2 separate regions of the Mus musculus genome follow, and region 1 is linked to region 2. A link is a loop called in an ENCODE intact Hi-C map of the cell type or tissue named here. Cell type or tissue: left cerebral cortex. All regions are shown on one strand. Links, peaks and the distances in the headings refer to the core of each region. The heading gives the core; the rest is flanking DNA.

Region 1 (8,324 bases), core at 119-8,118, 74 kb before region 2:
TTTCCACTTAGGTTACTTCCATTCACTTTCATACAAGATTTTATATATATATATATATATATATATATTTTAAAGAATACCAAGATCCAGAAAGCTAACAAAGCTGACAGACTGCTAAACAGCAGAGGTAGGATTTGAACCCAGGGGTCACACTTAACCCCAGTGCCCTATGGCCCTTCCTTTGAATATCCTGCAGGCCAAAGTAGGTGGCTTTCACTTTGGTCTCTTATAATAGCTGCCTAGGACCAACAGGCCATACTCAAAAGCCCATCTGCACTGATCTGAGATGTTCAAAGGCCTACCTGAGTGCAATGCAAAGGTGACCTCACTATCATCCGGGCCCTCCATGCTACCGACCACCCCTTCCTGGGGTTCCAAGACCCAGCCCTCGTCATTGCCCTCTTCTTCTTCTTCCTCTTCCTCAAAGTCCACGTCTTCCATCTCCTGGGCCAGATCATCTGCTTTGAGAGAAGCGTTAAAAGATGGAGCTCCAAAGATAATACAAGGAATGGGGTAAGGGTTAAAGAATGAAAAAGGTGAAGCTAGGGTGGGTCGTGTGGCCAAAGGTTAAGATGTTGTCTCACACGTACCGAGCAGGAAGAGAGCACTTGGGGGGCGGGGAGGGGGAGAGAGGCTAGGTCTGAAGATCTGGTGTTGGCCAGCGACCGTGTGGGAAGAGAGGACAGAGGGCATGATGGGAAGGGGGTGTGTGAGGGGAAGGGCTAGGGGAGGCGTCAGGGAACCCCCACCCAGCCAGGCCTAGAAACTAAAGGTGGGGGGTAGGGGAGGAGGTCTGGGAGAGAAATGTCGGTAGGAACGACCGGTAGGGAAGGGGGGAGGGGGGACTGGGGAGAAGCAGGGGTCAGAGGCCAGGGGTGAGCGCCTCTTGTCCCGTGGCCTCAGGAGCGTCAGTTCTCACCCGGGTCCGGCGGGCCTGGATCCAGCTCTACCACCTCAATGATCTCTTCATCTCCGTGAAAGCTCAGAGTCTCCAGAGGCGGGGTGTCAGCGGCCGCTCCGCTCTCCGATTCGGACTCCATGCGGCGAAAGCTACCGATCCACTTCTCTGGGCCCAAACGCCTCCCAGAGTCAGCTCTGCGCGACGACGCGGAACTCGAGCCCCTCCTCCCGGGAGGAAGTAGGCGTAGGTGACTCCCGGCCGAAAGAGCGACGGCATCCGGGCCAATGGCGACAGTGGTGGACTAACAGAGCCGCCAATCATAAGGCAGAACTAGGATGACCAGGCCGGGGCGTGGCGGGAGAGCCCAAGCTCCACCTTACATGACTCCGCCCCCAGCTGAAGGGAAACAAGCGAGCGTGCGCGCCTCCAGGGTCTCCTGGGAGGAGTAGTTCTCCGGGGCCCGCTACGCGGACTTCTGGGAAATGTAGTTTTTGCTCTGTAGGCAGGACGGAAGGCGCGGGGGAGGCCCCTTACGCAAACTACAATTCCCGACGGGGAGCGCAGTGAAGGGGGGTGGGACCCGAACATGGCGGCGGTGGTAGCTGCTACGGCGCTGAAGGGCCGGGGGGCGAGAAATGCCCGCGTCCTCCGGGGTAAGGAGAGGGACCCTCGGGAGGGCAGGGTTTTAAAAGATTCCGTTTCCTTTATATCCCACCCAGCGCGACAGCAGGAAGTCAGCATGCCAATTGCTGCCCACACCTCTCTGCAAGATCTTAGAGAGTCTGGGGGTGAAAAGATGCTCTAGAGGTCACCCAGTCCAACTCCTGCGTTTAGGTTGCGCGGCGTGTCTAGGGTCTTATTGCTAGAGAGGGTACCAAAGAAACCTTTAGACTCCCGCGCCCCAGGGGTTTCACACTCACCGCAGTGCAGAGGAAAGAGCCCTGGGCATCTGGAGGCTTGAGTTCTAGCACTGAGTAATTAGCGGTTTGACCTTGTGCGAAGCAGCTCGTCTTCGGGCTTCAGCTTCCTCTTCGACGGGATGGAGTTAGTTATCCTTAAGGATAGCTTAAGGTCCTGCAGTTTTAAAACAGTTCCCCGGATTTCCTTCATACGTATGTCTCCGGTGAGTTCCTCTGCAGTCCTTCCCAGCCTGACTTCTGAATAGAACAGCAGCGAAGCTCACTGCCTTGGCACCAGGGTGAGGAGCCCGCAGTGACGTTTAAGTAGCCTTCCAAAGGTGTCACCCGATGGCGATTTTCCCATTTCTCTTTAGATTCTTCACTGCACTTGTTACTCCAGACTGCAGTCACTCCCCTTCCTCATCTCCCATACTGACATGCCATACTTTCATTCACAGGGATCCTCTCTGGAGCCACAGCTAACAAGGCTTCCCAGAACAGGACCAGAGCACTGCAGAGCCACAGCTCACCAGAATGCAAGGAGGAGCCCGAGCCCCTCTCCCCTGAGCTAGAATACATTCCCAGAAAGAGGGGCAAGAACCCCATGAAAGCCGTGGGGCTAGCCTGGTGAGTTTAACTGCTCCCTTTGCCTACCAGTGGGGAGTGCATTGAAAGGTGTGGGGACCTAGAAACTTCTCTGAAATGCGGGTGGAGAGCTGAATCCAAGGGAAGGAAATTGCTGGAGTCAAGGGATGGACTCTCAGAAGGGGGGGGGGGGCTAGGGTGGAAAAATATGTAAAATTGGGGGATAGTGGCTTTTCTGTGGAGCAAATTGAGCTGATCTGATTTGAATTTGAGTCACTGGATTCATCCTTCCCTTTGGGAGCAGGGGTCACATTCCAATCCCAGTAATTAAGTGTCAGATTGCGTTGTGTAGAAGCTAGACGTGTTTCTGTGAATTCTGTGGATCTGATTCTGGCCTTAATACATATTACTGATTATCACTCACTAAAGTAAAAGGAAGGGAAATTAACATTTTTTTCCATCCAATGTCTGAGGTATGACAATACTTTGCCATATAACGTTTGAAGCTTTCTGAGGTAAACCTTGCATTTCCATCCCTCCAAGGAGGGAACAGAGGCTCCCAGCTGTGATTGTCACCAGCTCTTGTGGCTTCCTGTTCTTTGGCCCTTACCAATGCCCTCTTTCAGTTGTAGCTGCTAAGACTGAGAGTTGGTCGATGTACCTTAGTGGTTGTGCACAAGCTTAACACCATAAAGAAAAATAAAGAGGTCTGGCACGGGACATGAGACAGTGTATGCAGGGAGGTCCTTTGCTAACTCAGAGCAAGCCTGGGCTACTTAGGCTATCACACAGAAGCATTCAACACAAGTGAAGAGACTCATGAATATCAGCCGTCAGAGGAGAAATGAAGAGGTAGGTAGGACCACACTGGGCTTTGAGTACTATGCCTAGGAGTTTGGAGTTGGCTAGGATGTAATAGAGCACTATTACGGTTGTCTAAAGCAGGCAGCAGCAGGAGGCTCTGGTTTGTGGGGTCCCTCCAGCACTCAGCACAAAGGACAGGTAGACGTAAGATGTCTCACCACAGCATTTGTACAAGTGACAAAGCTGGCCTGATTCTTCTAGCTCCTCTGGCTCAGTGCCAGTCCCTGCCCAAACCCGGTACACATCTCCCCATCCCTAGGGCCATCGGCTTCCCCTGTGGTATCCTCTTCTTCGTCCTCACCAAGCAGGAAGTGGACAAGGACCGATTGAAGCAGATGAAAGCTCGTCAGAACATGCGGGTGTCCAACACGGGCGAGTATGAGAGCCAGAGGTTCAGGGCTTCACCCCAACAAGCCCAGTTCCCTGAGGTTGGGTCTGGGGCCCAGACCTGAGTGAGGATCACTGCAACCTTGTGCTAGACTATTGACTGCCGTCTTGTGTGGCCATGGCTCCTGAGGCCCACCAGAGGGCGCAGGATGCCCAAGCTGCTGCCAGCACCCAACTCTTCCACACCGTGGAAGGAGCCAAATGCAAATAAAGTTATTAAGTACTGACACGGAAAGGAGGCCAGGTTGAATTTGTAAGTTCCCAGGAGGGGCGGGTCAGAGTGGAAATAGCTGCTCATTCCCTGTTCCCTCACTGACCCATCTGTGTTCCCAGATGGCTGACGGAGCCACGGCAAGCCTAGGAGCAGGCTCTGGAGACCCAAGTCTTAGAGCCACTAGTTAGGAGGGTAGCTACCCATTGCAGCTGAAACTGGTTAAAATTAGTCAGGCGTACTGGTTAAAATTAGTCAGGCGTGGACATCTTTAATCTCAGCACTCAGGAAGCAGAGGCAGGTGGATCTCTGAGTTTGAGGCCAGGGTTCCAAGACAGCCAGAGCAAAATAATAAAGAGACCTTGCCCCCCCAAACAAAAGAAACCAAAAATCAAATGTAGCATTCAGGATGTGGAAGAAAATTTAAAATTAAAAAAGAAAAAAAAAAGTGCATCTAAATATGTCAACCTCTCTGGGCCATGTTTTCCTCCTTTGTAAGAGAAACTAGTTTCCAAGAGATTCTAAAGCTATGGTCTAGCCCCTTTCCTATAAAGATGGAGCTTCCCGGGGGAGTTAAAGCTAGGCAAGTTTTACAGAGGGTTCATGGCATACACGTGATCCTGCGGGGTGGCTGAGAAGCCCCTTCTGGAGCCAGTGCTCCTGGAGCCAGTGCTGCAGACTTGAGCTCCGTTCCTCAGGCAGCTTTTACCATTGCAGCAGCCTGTCTCACCCACCACCAAGAACTGTTCAGGAAAGTCTTTCTTCCAAATACTGGGTTCCCACCTTAGAGTTAAGAAAGCCACAGCAACTCAAGGGTCTTCCTGCCAAACATAAAACTTTATTACATTTCTAGTTGTGTCCCTCTGTGATATATTCAGAATCAAGTACTGGACAGAATAGCTCTAACTATGTCCTTGGGCTAGTAAGGTTTCTACCCCACCTGATAAACCGGCTTCTGTTCCCATCCTGGTACCAGCCGGAGGAGGCACTTGGATTACATAGAAAGCAGCAGCTGGCTTGAAGAGGGGGTTTTAGTCTGAAATCTCCCAATGGGAATACAGAACAGATTGAACTTGTGTACCAGAGTAGACTTCAGTGTTTCTCAGACCAGAGAGGGCACCCAAGGCGCTTTCCCTGTCCCCACTTATCTCTCACCCAGACTGCTTCCCAGCCACACCCAGAATCCCACAATCCACCTCTGTGTGTCAGAGCAAAATAGGAGGTCCCTCTAGGTCCGATTTTAAAAGCCTCAGAAGGCCCCAAGGCACTTTGGGTCTGGATGGTAGCCAGGCTGGGCGCCAGGCAGGGTGGATGCCATTCTGGTTTAGCCCCCATACTGATGAAACTCTGCTCACTGTCTTTTTTCCCCTAGCCAGATAAATAACTGATACATGTTACTGGAAGATGGGGTTGGAACAGAGAGACCCCAGGGCACAGATCTCTTCTAGCTTCTAAAGCTAAGAGATGCCAAGCCTAAAGAGTTCAGACAGCATAAGTGGCCTATGAGCACTGGAGCTGGAGGCAAAGCATCTGGCTTTATTGGATCCAGGAGGGAGACAGCTCCAGCTCCTAGCCTAGAACCCTGTGGCCGAGGTGGGAGGGGAGCCTCTTCCCCTCAGAGCTCCTGTGTTCACAGGCTCCCTACTCCCCTACACACACCCACACACACCCACCCACACACACACACAGAGTTTGGTGCATACTCGTCATGGGTAAAGGGAAGGAGATACACCTTCAGACTAGTTCTTACCAAGCCCACCAAGGGCTAAGAGGTGCCAGTGATCCCAGCATCATGGCTCTCACTGAACACAGCCAGAGGTCCTCCCATCCCCAGGACGGAGAGGAAACTGAGCAGATTACTTGAGGGGAGACGGGACCTAGGGCCCAGCCCAATAGGAAAGGGTGAGTCCCAGGCCAGTGAAAGGGACATCTCTCTTTCTCTCAGTCTCTACTTCCTACGAGCTGGAGCACGAACGTGAAGATATAGACTATATCTGTGTAGATCTGTAGGGCGCCTGTGATGTAGTCCTCCGGGCTGATGGTGTGCTTCCGGTTCCCCAGGACCAGCTGTGTGTCATAAGCCAGGAACTGCAGGGAAACCAGACATGAGTGCCAAGGAGCTCAGTGTCCAGGGTTCACTTCCTGTCAGCACGATGTCCTGAGAGCCCTGGGCCAGCCATATAGCTCACTAATGGAGTCAGTCACTAGGGAGGAGTGTGCTTTTTACATGGTTTCTGCCATTGAGCAGTTCACTTGTCTACCAGAGACTGGCACACATCTGTTACCCAGCCAGCAATGTGAACAGAGCAAAACAGGGATGTCAGAAACTTGTAAAACACCTACATAAGAAGAGAACAATTGTCCATGGCTCCTCCCCACCTCCCAAGCTGCCTAAAAGCCACCATCTCAGCTCCCCTCCCAGAAGAGGGAACTAACTTACCAGGGTGAAACAGATGGCCCCCAGAGCTGCATAGACCATGTGGAGCCAGTAAATCTGTAAAATAGCACAGTATGGCATTAGGGAGCCACGCAGAGCATAGCCAAAGCAGGCCTTGGAGACCCAGCTGACCCTGGGACTCCAGCTAGAGAGGCAGGTAGGGAAGCTACCTCTCCAGGATCCCCATCTTGCCTCTAGATCCTGGGAGAAACTGAGATTGTAATTTATCTGCCAAAGGCTGTCCCACAATGTCCACGTTAGCCCATCAGCCCAACTGAAAGCTAGTGAAGTCCAGGAATGTCTACTGGAGGTCATGGAAACAAGACAAGCCCAGTGCATGCTGTTTGAAGAGCCTGTGACAGTGAGCTCCCAGGAGCCAGCCCATGGATGCAGCTCACTGGCTCCTACAGCCCACCTTAGATACAGTTTAGAGAAGCCTGTTGGCAACCTGCCACCCCACTCAACACTCCTGCCAAGTGCCTGTACACAGACCAGGACCAGCCATGGTGAGGGGGGGGCAGCACCTCTTGTTTTGATCCTTCCCCTCCAACCCTGTGTTCCCGCCTTAGCTGACTGGAAGCAAAGAACGCAGCAGAACCAGCAATCTCGGGGCCACTTCCATCCAGGCCCAACTTAGTCCTTCACGAAACCTGGTCTCGGCTAACCTATCAGTTCCTGTAGGAACCAAGTGGTGCTATCCAGGGCTTAAGGGGGCTGTGGTTTATCACCTGCCTGAGAGAAATCTGTTATACCCTAACCCAAAAGGATGGTATTGTGTTGGTGCCTGCACTGGCCAGTGGAGAGGTGTGTGAGCCAGAGCCCGCCCCTGCTCCACAGGAAGTCTGCTGCCTGGGTTCTGCCTACCCTTCTGGCAGGACACTCACATATTTAAAGATCAGCACTATGCTTGTGACAATTCCGGTCACCATCAGCACTATTCCCAGCACACAGAAGAGGCCTGTACACGAGGTGAAGTCCACCTAGCAGAAAGGGAGAAAGAGGCACGTCGATAACTGCCATCCTTAGCATCCCAGAGGACTGACCCTGAGCCCCAGTTGGGGAGTCCCAGTGCTGCTCTTGGGGACATGGCAGTGACAGTGATATGCTAAGGACATATATCATACAGGAAGCAATTTGTCAAGTACAGACATGGGAGCAGGAGATTAGGCTAGGGAAGTCCCTAGTCTGCAAGGGTCTGAACCCTTCCATGCCTGCCCAAGTGCTGAACCCAAAGGTGTGTGTGTGTGTGTGTGTGTGTGTGTGTGTGTGTGTGTGTGTGTGTGTGTGTGTAAGAGGGCAGGATGGTCAGAGAAAGGCCTTCCCCATCCTCACCTTAGTCTGAAAGCAGAAGATGGTGACAGAGATGGATACCACAGCGGTGATGATCATTGCTATGATGACAGCTTTGGTTTCATACATACTGGGGAAAAGGAAGCAGCGTTGAGATGGGCCAGAGGCAGAAGCCATAAATAGACTCCCTATGTTCAGGATTGTGCCCATAGTCCATCCAGCCTTCCATGACATTCCCTCCCCAAGAGCATGGAGGATTGTCCCTGAACATACCTGGAAATAGTGCCTGTCACAAAGCCCAAAGCCAAAGTCTGCGGGCAGGAGAGAATGAGGCCAATGGTTAAGAACAGCATGGGCTATTGAGTATGGCTCAACACAGAACAGCCTCAACACTGGTCGCCATGACCCTGCAGGAGCTGGGGGTAACTGTATTGGGAAGAACAGCCACAGAGGAAAGCAAGAGCAGGGCCAGCCAAGGACAAGGGTGTCCCCAACCCTTCCCCGAGTGTAGGTCTTCCATTTCCCTTCTAGACTTACAAAGATGGTGAGCAAGATGATGTTCCATGGGAATCGGCGCCTGGAGACAGAGGGAGAGGGAGGAAGACCCTGGTTACCTGCCTGGGCCATCAAGTCTCAGCAGCTCCTTTAGCAGAAGTCCTGAGAAATAAGCCTTCTCCTTAGGGAGGGTACTCAGATATTTACACAAGGATAACCCGAGACAGTCCTTTCCTGTGGAGCCAGCATGGCTGG
Region 2 (8,324 bases), core at 263-8,262:
TCTCACCCAGAGGAACTTTAATATAACCACCAAGCTCCTAACCACATGCATTTGGATAATTAAAATAATTCAAAGCAATTAAAGCAGTGTAAGCAAATATTAACCATTGAAGCAGCGCTTCTTCACCAGCTCCTGCTCTTTGACCTATAAGGATCGAAAGCCTCCATATTTATGCACCTCTGTATTTAACTTTAATTAAGTTCCCTTCTACTTACAGTATAAACCTATTTCCAGGCTCTGTTTCTGTCATGCCAGACTAGGAAATCCCAGAAATCCCATGCAGACCCATTTGAGAGTTTGCCTTGGCAAGACTTTTAAATTTCTTTAAAGTATATTTAAGAACATTTAAACAATTACCATTATACACTCTTCTATCCTTAAAACAATTAAATTGGGCTGGCGAGATGGCTCAGTGGGTAAGAGCATTGACTGCTCTTCCAAAGGTCCTGAGTTCAAATCCCAGCAACCACATGGTGGCTCACAACCATCCATAACAAGATCTGACTCCCTCTTCTGGAATGTCTAAAGATGGCTACAGTGTACTTACATATAATAAATAATTTTTTTTGGAAAAAAAAAAAAAAGCAATTAAATCAAACTTAAAAATTTCTATTCTTTGATTATTTGCTGGCTGGAGACAGGCAGCTTTTATTGTCTGCTTCTCATTGCCTTCTTCCTAGCACCAGGCCAGGGAACCAGCCAGCCTCTTTGCACAGCAGGAGTTCCCAGCATCTCTGAGCTGAGGCTTTCTGTGGCAGCTGTGTTCCTTTGTTCTAGTTTTCTGTGTGGGAACCATGTGACTTAGCTCCACTTAATAAGGAACCAGTTCTCTCCTCTCCTAGACTTAAATCATTTGCAGGTGTGTTTTCTATCCCAGAATACCTAAATTATGTTTAATAGTGGGTTCTTGCCTACCATGTTGCACACCATATGTAGCATCATGCTTCCAGCCCCCCCCCCCCATCTCCCTTTGCCCAGCCGTTAGCCTCTGGCATCTTTACTGATGGATCAAAATTGGAGACAAGGACCTTCAGCATTTGGACATGCAGATTCTCGGTTGAATCAAAACATTAGAACCAATCTTCAACACATAATCCCAACACTTAGGGGCAGAGGCAGGGGTATTTCTGTGATTTTGAGGCCAGACAAGTCTATATAGCAAGTTCCAAACTGGTCAGGGCTATATATTGAGGCCGTGTCTCAAACAAACAAACAAACAAACAAGCAAACAAAAAGAACAACAACAAACAAGGTCTCTGGAGCCCCAGGTAGGTTGGAGTCCACATTTTCCATTTACAGGCAGGTGGCTTGGCCTTTCTGAACCTGGGTTTGTCATCTGCCAATGGAGATGATAATGGTACCAAGACAAGAAGCTTGCTGTGAGCCCTGAACATGTTGTTGATCCTGTTGAGTTCAGCACAGACGCTTCCTCTAGGTCACTGGATATTGCTCAGTAGGTGCCTACCCCATCCGCCAGAGCCTGTTTGTCCCATTCAAGGCCCTCAACTTGTATCCAGCTTGTCATCGTGCTCCGGTATATATTCACTGGCTGGGAGTGCCTCACAATAATAATGAATGCAAACCGAAAAGTAGCAAACAAACAAACATCCAAACCAAACAAGCTAGAGAGGAGGCTCAATGTTGAAAGCACTTGCTGCTCTTGCAGGGGACTCAGTTCAGTTTCCAACACCCACATCCAGCAACCACACCCAGAAGATCCAGTGCCCTCGTCTGGCTTCCACAGGCACAAAGCGTGTACAGATCTACATGCAAGCAAAACACCCATATGCAAAATAACAATAAAATAAATAAATCTTAAAATGTTTTTCAAACACTGGGATTACAGGCATGTCCAACCATGCCCTGGCGGGTCTTTATTTCTTTGTTTCTTAGACATGGCGGGGATCATCCTAGAGGCTGTGGCTTGTAGACCAGGCTGTACCCCTGCGCCATATCCATAGCAGCTCCTTGTCCCTTTAACTTTATTCTGATAACCAAATCAATTTAGGGGCTGGAAGGGAAGCCTTACATTCATGAATCCCCAATGTCTCGTGAGCCAAGCATGGTGGTCTACACCTCTAGTCCCGGTATTCAGGACACAGAGTCAGGAGGATCAGGTATTCCACAGGATTCACAACTACAGAAAGCACTTTGGTTCAACCTGAGACACATGATGCCCTGTCTTTAAAAAGAAGTGTCTTGGTACATGCCTATAATCCCAGCACTCAATAGACTAAGAAGGAAGATTTTTTTTCTAACATTATATACATTTATATTATGAAAGCAATAGGGTTTGCCTTTTTATTTTTTTTTTTAATTAATTTTTTTTTTTTTTTTTTTTTTTTTTTTAGGAATAATCTCAAACTATAGCCCTGGCTAGTCCTGGAAGTCCCTGTGATGACCAGGTTGGCCTCTTGAATACTGGGCCTAAAGATATATACTACCATGCCTAGCTAAAAATGTAATTTTAAAAATGGCTAGTGTCAGCCGGGCAGTGGTGGTGCATGCCTTTAATCCCAGCACTCAGGAGGCAGAGGCAGGCAGATTTCTGAGTTCAAGGCCAGCCTGGTCTACAGAGTGAGTTCCAGGACAACCAGGGCTATAGAGAGAAACCCTGTCTCAAAAAACAAAGAAAAAATAAAAATAAAAACATAAATGGCTAGTGTCTATCAGGACCACATAGAGAAACCTTGTCTGAAGAAAACAAAACGACCAGCAAAATGGCTCATTTGATAGGGGCACCTGCCACCAAGCCTGACACCCCAGGACTCACACAGAGAGAACTAACTCCCAGAAGTCCTTGAGCTCCAGATACGTGCAGTGTGGTGCACCCCTCCCCCTCCACAAATAAATGCAACAAATGTAATGGATTCTAAAATGTAATATGGAGGAGCTTTATCCTAACTGGGATGAGTATGAGTTGGAATAACCCTTCAGTGTCTAAGGCTAGCTCATGTCAAGAAATTTTCTGAGGTCCTGGCTATCATATTGAACTGTGTGTATTAGACATAACATCAACTCCAACATGCCCAGATGGCGATCAAGTGTCCACAGCATGAGTACAAATCAAATGTATGAGTCCTGTAGCCACTCCTCCAAGTCTGTATTTAATCACTTCAGGTGCTGTTAACCAGAAGTTTCCATTCACGGCATCGCCTACCACCCACTCCTCTCCCACCCATTCCTCTACCACCTATTACTTCCTTGCTGCTTAATTCTTTCTAAGACAGGGTCTCTCTGTGTAGCCCTGGCTATGCTGCAACTCACTCTGTAGATCAGACTGGCTTCAAACTCAAAGAGATCCCCTGCCTCTGCCTCTGAGTGTTGAGATTAAAGGTGTACATCACCACTTCCTGGTTTTATTTTCAGTTTTTGAGACAGAGTCGCATTGCAACCCACTGGCCTCAAACTCAATACGTAGCTGAGGATGACCTGGGCTTCTGATTTTCCTGCCCAGCCCTCCCAAGTGCTAGAATCACAACCCAGCACCATCCTATCCAGCTGCTGCCTGAATGCAGACTCAGTCTGACTGCCTCTGGTCAAGTCTTGGCTGTGAAGGATTAGCTGTGTGACGAGTGAAGCCAGTTAGCCTCTCTTTGCCTTAGTTTTCTTCTCCATAAAACCCACATATTACCTCCATATGAGGTCATAGCCTACATCAGCCAAGCATGGTAGTGCACACCTGTGATCCCAAAACTCGGAAGGCAGGGGCAGAATAACTATCTCTAGGACAGCCTGAGCCACATAGTAAGCCCTAGGCTCGATTCCCCCAGTGCCTCATAACCTGGGAATGGTGGCACACGCCTGCCTGTAATTGTAGGACTCAGGAGAAAGAGACAGGAAGGTCAGAAATTTAAGGTCATTCTCTGCTTCATTAAGTTTGAAGTCAGCCTGGGATATATAAGACCCTGTCTCAAAACAACAAAACAAGGGGCTGGAGAGATGGCTCAGTGGTTAAGAGCACTGACTGCTCTTCCGAAGGACCTGAGTTCAAATCCCAGCAACCACATGGTGGCTCACAACCATCCATAATGAAATCTGACGCCCTCTTCTGGTGCATTTGAAGACAGCTACAGTGTACTTAGATATAATAATAAATCTTTAAAAACAAAGAAAGTTCCCAGCACTTGGGAGGCAGAGGCAGGAGGATTTCTGAGTTCGAGGCCAGCCTGGTCTACAGAGTGAGTTCCAGGACAGCCAGGGCTACACAGAGAAACCCTGTCTTGAAAAAATCAAAAAGAAAAAAGAAAAACCAAAAAGGAAAACAAAAAAGACAAAAGAGAAAAGACTTTGCTGTCCCTCTCAGCGTGACCATCATTATGCCTACATGCCTCAATGATGACAGTCCCAGTAAGATGAGGAGGCATCCAAGCTCATAGGTGAGTCACAGAGGCCCCTCTGAAAGTTGCAGCTTGCAGAAAAGAAGATGAACAGCCTTGGTGAACCTGGGAATTAGAAACAGTTTCTACTGAGTGCGAAGGCTTTCCCACCATCGTAAAGGCAATGAATGGGAACCTGAGGCTCAGGAGATAGGAGACTGTTTTTATTGGGACTGTAGCACACAAAGACAGTTGTCCAACCTTGAAGTGGATTCTGTGTGTGAGCCTAGGTCCGGCCCAGGAGTCATGAGTGCCCGGTTTATGGGCACAAGTCACTACTTCTGGTTTAGTCTACTACTTCTTTGTATTATTATTATTATTATTATTATTATTATTATTATTATTATTATTATTATTATTATTATATTTTATATATTTGGGTGTTTTGTTGGATGTTTGTGTGTGTGCCATGTATGTCTCTGGTATCCATGGAGTCCAGAAGTGGGTGTTGGATCCTACAGAACTAGAGACAGTTGTGAGCCATCTTGTGAGTGCTGGGATTCAAACCCAGGCCCTCTGGAAAAGCAGCCACTGCTTTCAACCGCTGAGCCACCTCTCTAGCCCCCTTCGTCCATGAATTCCCAAGGAAGTTGTAAAGACCTGCTTTCCCTCAGCCTCTTAAGAATGTCAAAGGCTCCCTCTGCTGGACAACCTCTTAAGCTTGGGCTGAGCCCCAAAGCTTGACAAATCTAGGTTCAGTAAAGTGGGTTGATTGCCCTTTAAGAGGCAGTACCTAGCTTTCTGGTTGCCATGGAGACTACTAGTCACAGACTGACTAGCCTCAATAAAATGTCTTCCAAAGTTTCCCCCACTGGTGAGGAATGGACTTCTGGTCTGTGGGTGGAGGGAGAAGGGGTATTTGTCCCTTGCAAACCCACCAAAGTGTGGTCTTCGCAAATTTAACTTTTGGGGATGGGGATCAGAACCAGGTATCCCTACCTACTCTACCCTTTTCTCTAGAGTCTGACTTATTAGCTTTTTCTTCCTCTTGTAGTTTCCAAAGCCAAGGACCAGCATCACTTAGGCCAGCTGCAGCAACAGCAGCAGCAGCGGCAGCAGCAGCAGCCATTCCCAGAAGCCAATGCTGAAGCCATCAGCTTTCTCAACTCCTTCTGTGAGCCAGATGGTGGGGCAGGCGTGGGGAGGAGAGGTACAAGTCTCTCTCTCCACCCGATCCTCTTGAGATTCAGAAAAGACCTGTTTGCTAATGAACATGGAGGGACAAGCCTGTCGGGGAGAGCTTTACCAGCTGGCACCGAGTGATGACAAGGAGGAGTGACGGGGCTGGTTAGGAGATGGGAGACGTGACAAGGGGTGAGTGGGTGGTGTGGGGTCTAGAGGCTGGGCCTGGAGAGACAGCTTCTCTGCACCACCCAGGGCTGGAGGATATGCTCCTGTTCTTCCCGGAGACTCTGGCCATCCTCTCAGACACAGGGGAACCTCAGGGAGAACTGACCATTGAGGTGCAGAGGGGGAAGTACAAGGACGACATAGGGATCCTGACCCACTGTCTACTGGTCCACGCCTCTAGCCGCGGCTTCCTAGACAAATCGCTGTGTGGGAGCTCCCTCCTAGGTACAGCCCTGACTGCTGCCTGTCCCTCACATCTTCTCTCCACGCCCCACCCCCATTCCAATCCATAGGTCCTTAATTGGGACCTGCCCCTTGACTTACCTGGGAGAGGGTAAAGCCTGGGGGAGGGGAAGAAGAGGAAGGGGGAGAGGAGAGGGAGGAGGAGGGGAGGTCATTCCCAGTCACATACCCAGGACAAGAACAGTGTTGACCACCCTGTCATTTTCCCATGGCCACGTTGCCCCAGCCTGGGCCAGCCCGTTCCCTAGCGTCCATCCTATGACATCAGTGCCTCCCTGTACCCCAGGCTACCTAAACAACAATCTGGAGCTGATGGAACAGCACAGTCAGGAGTTCATCAAGGTATTTACTCCCAGCCTCCCCCAGCCTTGCCCCTGCTCCAGGGTAAGCCAGAACATGGGCTTTACGAGGGTGGGAGGGACCTCTGGAGAATATCACACTCCCATATCCCACCAGCCCGAACCTGCACCACACACGGTTGGTTTGATAACCAGTCACCTCCATTACTGCTGCTGATGTTGTCTGGATGCACAAACCGAGCCCAGCCCACTGGCCTCCTCCGGCCTGAAAGCCTGGTCCACTTCCCAGAGCCACGTGACCTGACCTTTCCCAGAGCCTGTCACTATTTAGCCTCCAAATCTGGCTCTATCCTCTTCACCCAGTCCCTTCAGAAACTTCCTCTGTGGGGCCATGCCCTGTCTAAACATGGGAGATGACTTGGGCCTAACAGCCTTCTCAGAGAATCTGTTCCCAGCTTCCAGCCTGTGTTCCGTTCTGAGGTTTACAGCTGTTCATCTTTCCTATTACATACTATGGGCCTATTTCTGACTTCCACCATAAATGGAAGATCTCCTTTCCTCCCTCTCCTCCCCTTCCTTCCTATTTTGAGGCAGTCTCATAACTAGACTGGCCTCAGACATGGTGTGTAGCTGAGGGTGATTTGGAACCCCTGACCCCCCTCCCAAGTGCTGGACCACCACACCAGGCTATGAGGACCACCACACCAGGCTATGAGGCTTTTTGTTCATCTTTTTGTCTGCTTGCCCGCCTGCCTGCCTGTCTTATTTTATCTTTTTTATTTATCAAGACAGGGACTTTTGTCTTATTTTGTTTATAAAAAACTAAGATTGACTGCATTTGCCTATAATCCCAGTGCTTAGGAGGCTGAGGCAGGAGAATTGTTGCAAGTACAAGGCTATCCTGAGCTACATAGGGAGTTCCAGGCCATTCTGAACTATTTTTTTTTCTCTCAGAAAAACAAACCACAGACAAACAGCGTCGAAGATAGGATGGGAGGTAGCCTCTCAAGGGCGAGCACGTGATTGTCTCTCCTGTGTGCTCTGCTCTTCAGTTCCCTGTCCTTCCCATGGAGAGGAAGATGAGCGTCCTGAAGCAGGATGGCCAGTTTGTTGTGACCAGAAGTGTCAAGGAGGGTGAGGTAAGAGTGAAAGCCAAGTGGGAACCCCTCCCACATCCTCAGAACCACAGCAGGGACGAGCTGTGCGAGGTCAGGTGCTTACATAACCAACACCCTGCTCCAACACCTCCTGCCTCTTCTGAGCTCCAAGATCTGCCCCAAACAGGAAACGAAGACCGGAGTCTCTGTTTTCCCCTATAAAACATTCAAGGGCTTTGTCTCCAGTGCAGCCAATGTGGTGCTGCTGAGAGTGATGGCCTGGCAGCAGTCGGTGCCCAGTGGGGCTCGCTTCCTAGCCTTAGACTCGGAGGGCAAGCTCTGCCATTGCACCTACGTGAGTACTGTCTCTGGGCAAAGGAATCAACCTGGGGAGAACTAGAAGGGTCATGAAGGCCACTGAGGTGGGAAACACAGATGTGATGTGGGAGGGTGGTAAGCAAGGTGGGTTGGGTCTAGGTCCTGAGGGCAAAATGAAGTACACTGGAGCAACAGCAGTTAGACAAACGTGGTAGGAAGAAGAGTGAGAACAGAGCACCCGGGATAAGTGGGAACGAAAAGGTGGGAAGCAACCTTCTGTACATAAAGGTCACTACACAGAAAAGACTCATGGAAGCCTGCTTTCTAAACACCTGCCTTCTAAGGCTGGAGAGACGTTCAGTGGGGCATGATGAGGCTCTGACTTTGATCCCCAAGCCCATGTAAATGCTGCACACATATAATCCCAGAACTGCAGCAGTAAAGACAGCCTGAGTGCATCAGGCTGCCTCAGGGCCCAGTGAGAGAGAGAGCCTGTCTCAAAACCAAGGTGAGGGCAGAGAGATGTCTCAGTGGTTGCGAGCACTTACTGGTTTTGCAGAAGACACAAGATCAGCTCACAGCACCCACATGGCAGCTTACAACCTTCTGTAACCCAAGTCCCAAGAGGTATACATCTA

Evidence for each region. Peaks named below come from ENCODE experiments on the same cell type or tissue, not always from the same donor. Only the 100,000 strongest peaks of a DNase experiment are listed, where the experiment ranks them.
Region 1: it touches region 2 in a loop (3-fold over the local background); 7 of 42 quality-filtered maps call a loop at or near these places.

The regions. Positions count from the first base shown.
Region 1 is chr1:74,283,584-74,291,907 of GRCm38, forward strand. Aamp (angio-associated migratory protein) reads right to left here and starts at 1,155. Exons shown (of 11, transcript NM_146110.3): 1 at 920-1,155; 2 at 303-458. The coding sequence starts at 1,040. Pnkd (paroxysmal nonkinesiogenic dyskinesia) reads left to right here and starts at 1,451. Exons shown (of 10, transcript NM_001039509.1): 1 at 1,451-1,554; 2 at 2,259-2,427. The coding sequence starts at 1,488. It overlaps Tmbim1 (transmembrane BAX inhibitor motif containing 1), which reads right to left. Exons shown (of 12, transcript NM_027154.5): 7 at 8,112-8,151; 8 at 7,848-7,885; 9 at 7,617-7,704; 10 at 7,169-7,264; 11 at 6,288-6,341; 12 at 4,664-5,935. The coding sequence ends at 5,789. In left cerebral cortex, for the core only: CTCF peaks have their summits at 1,118, 1,320 and 3,841; DNase peaks (open chromatin) are centred at 239, 726, 1,289, 1,794 and 4 more places; H3K4me3 peaks cover 2,224 bases; H3K27ac peaks cover 1,559 bases.
Region 2 is chr1:74,356,994-74,365,317 of GRCm38, forward strand. It overlaps Catip (ciliogenesis associated TTC17 interacting protein), which reads left to right and starts at 5,142. Exons shown (of 10, transcript NM_001379457.1): 1 at 5,142-5,193; 2 at 5,374-5,529; 3 at 5,757-5,954; 4 at 6,259-6,314; 5 at 7,324-7,410; 6 at 7,556-7,723. The coding sequence starts at 5,169. In left cerebral cortex, for the core only: CTCF peaks have their summits at 4,075 (motif pointing left) and 5,033 (motif pointing left); DNase peaks (open chromatin) are centred at 5,047, 5,610 and 6,723; H3K4me3 peaks cover 338 bases; H3K27ac peaks cover 1,501 bases.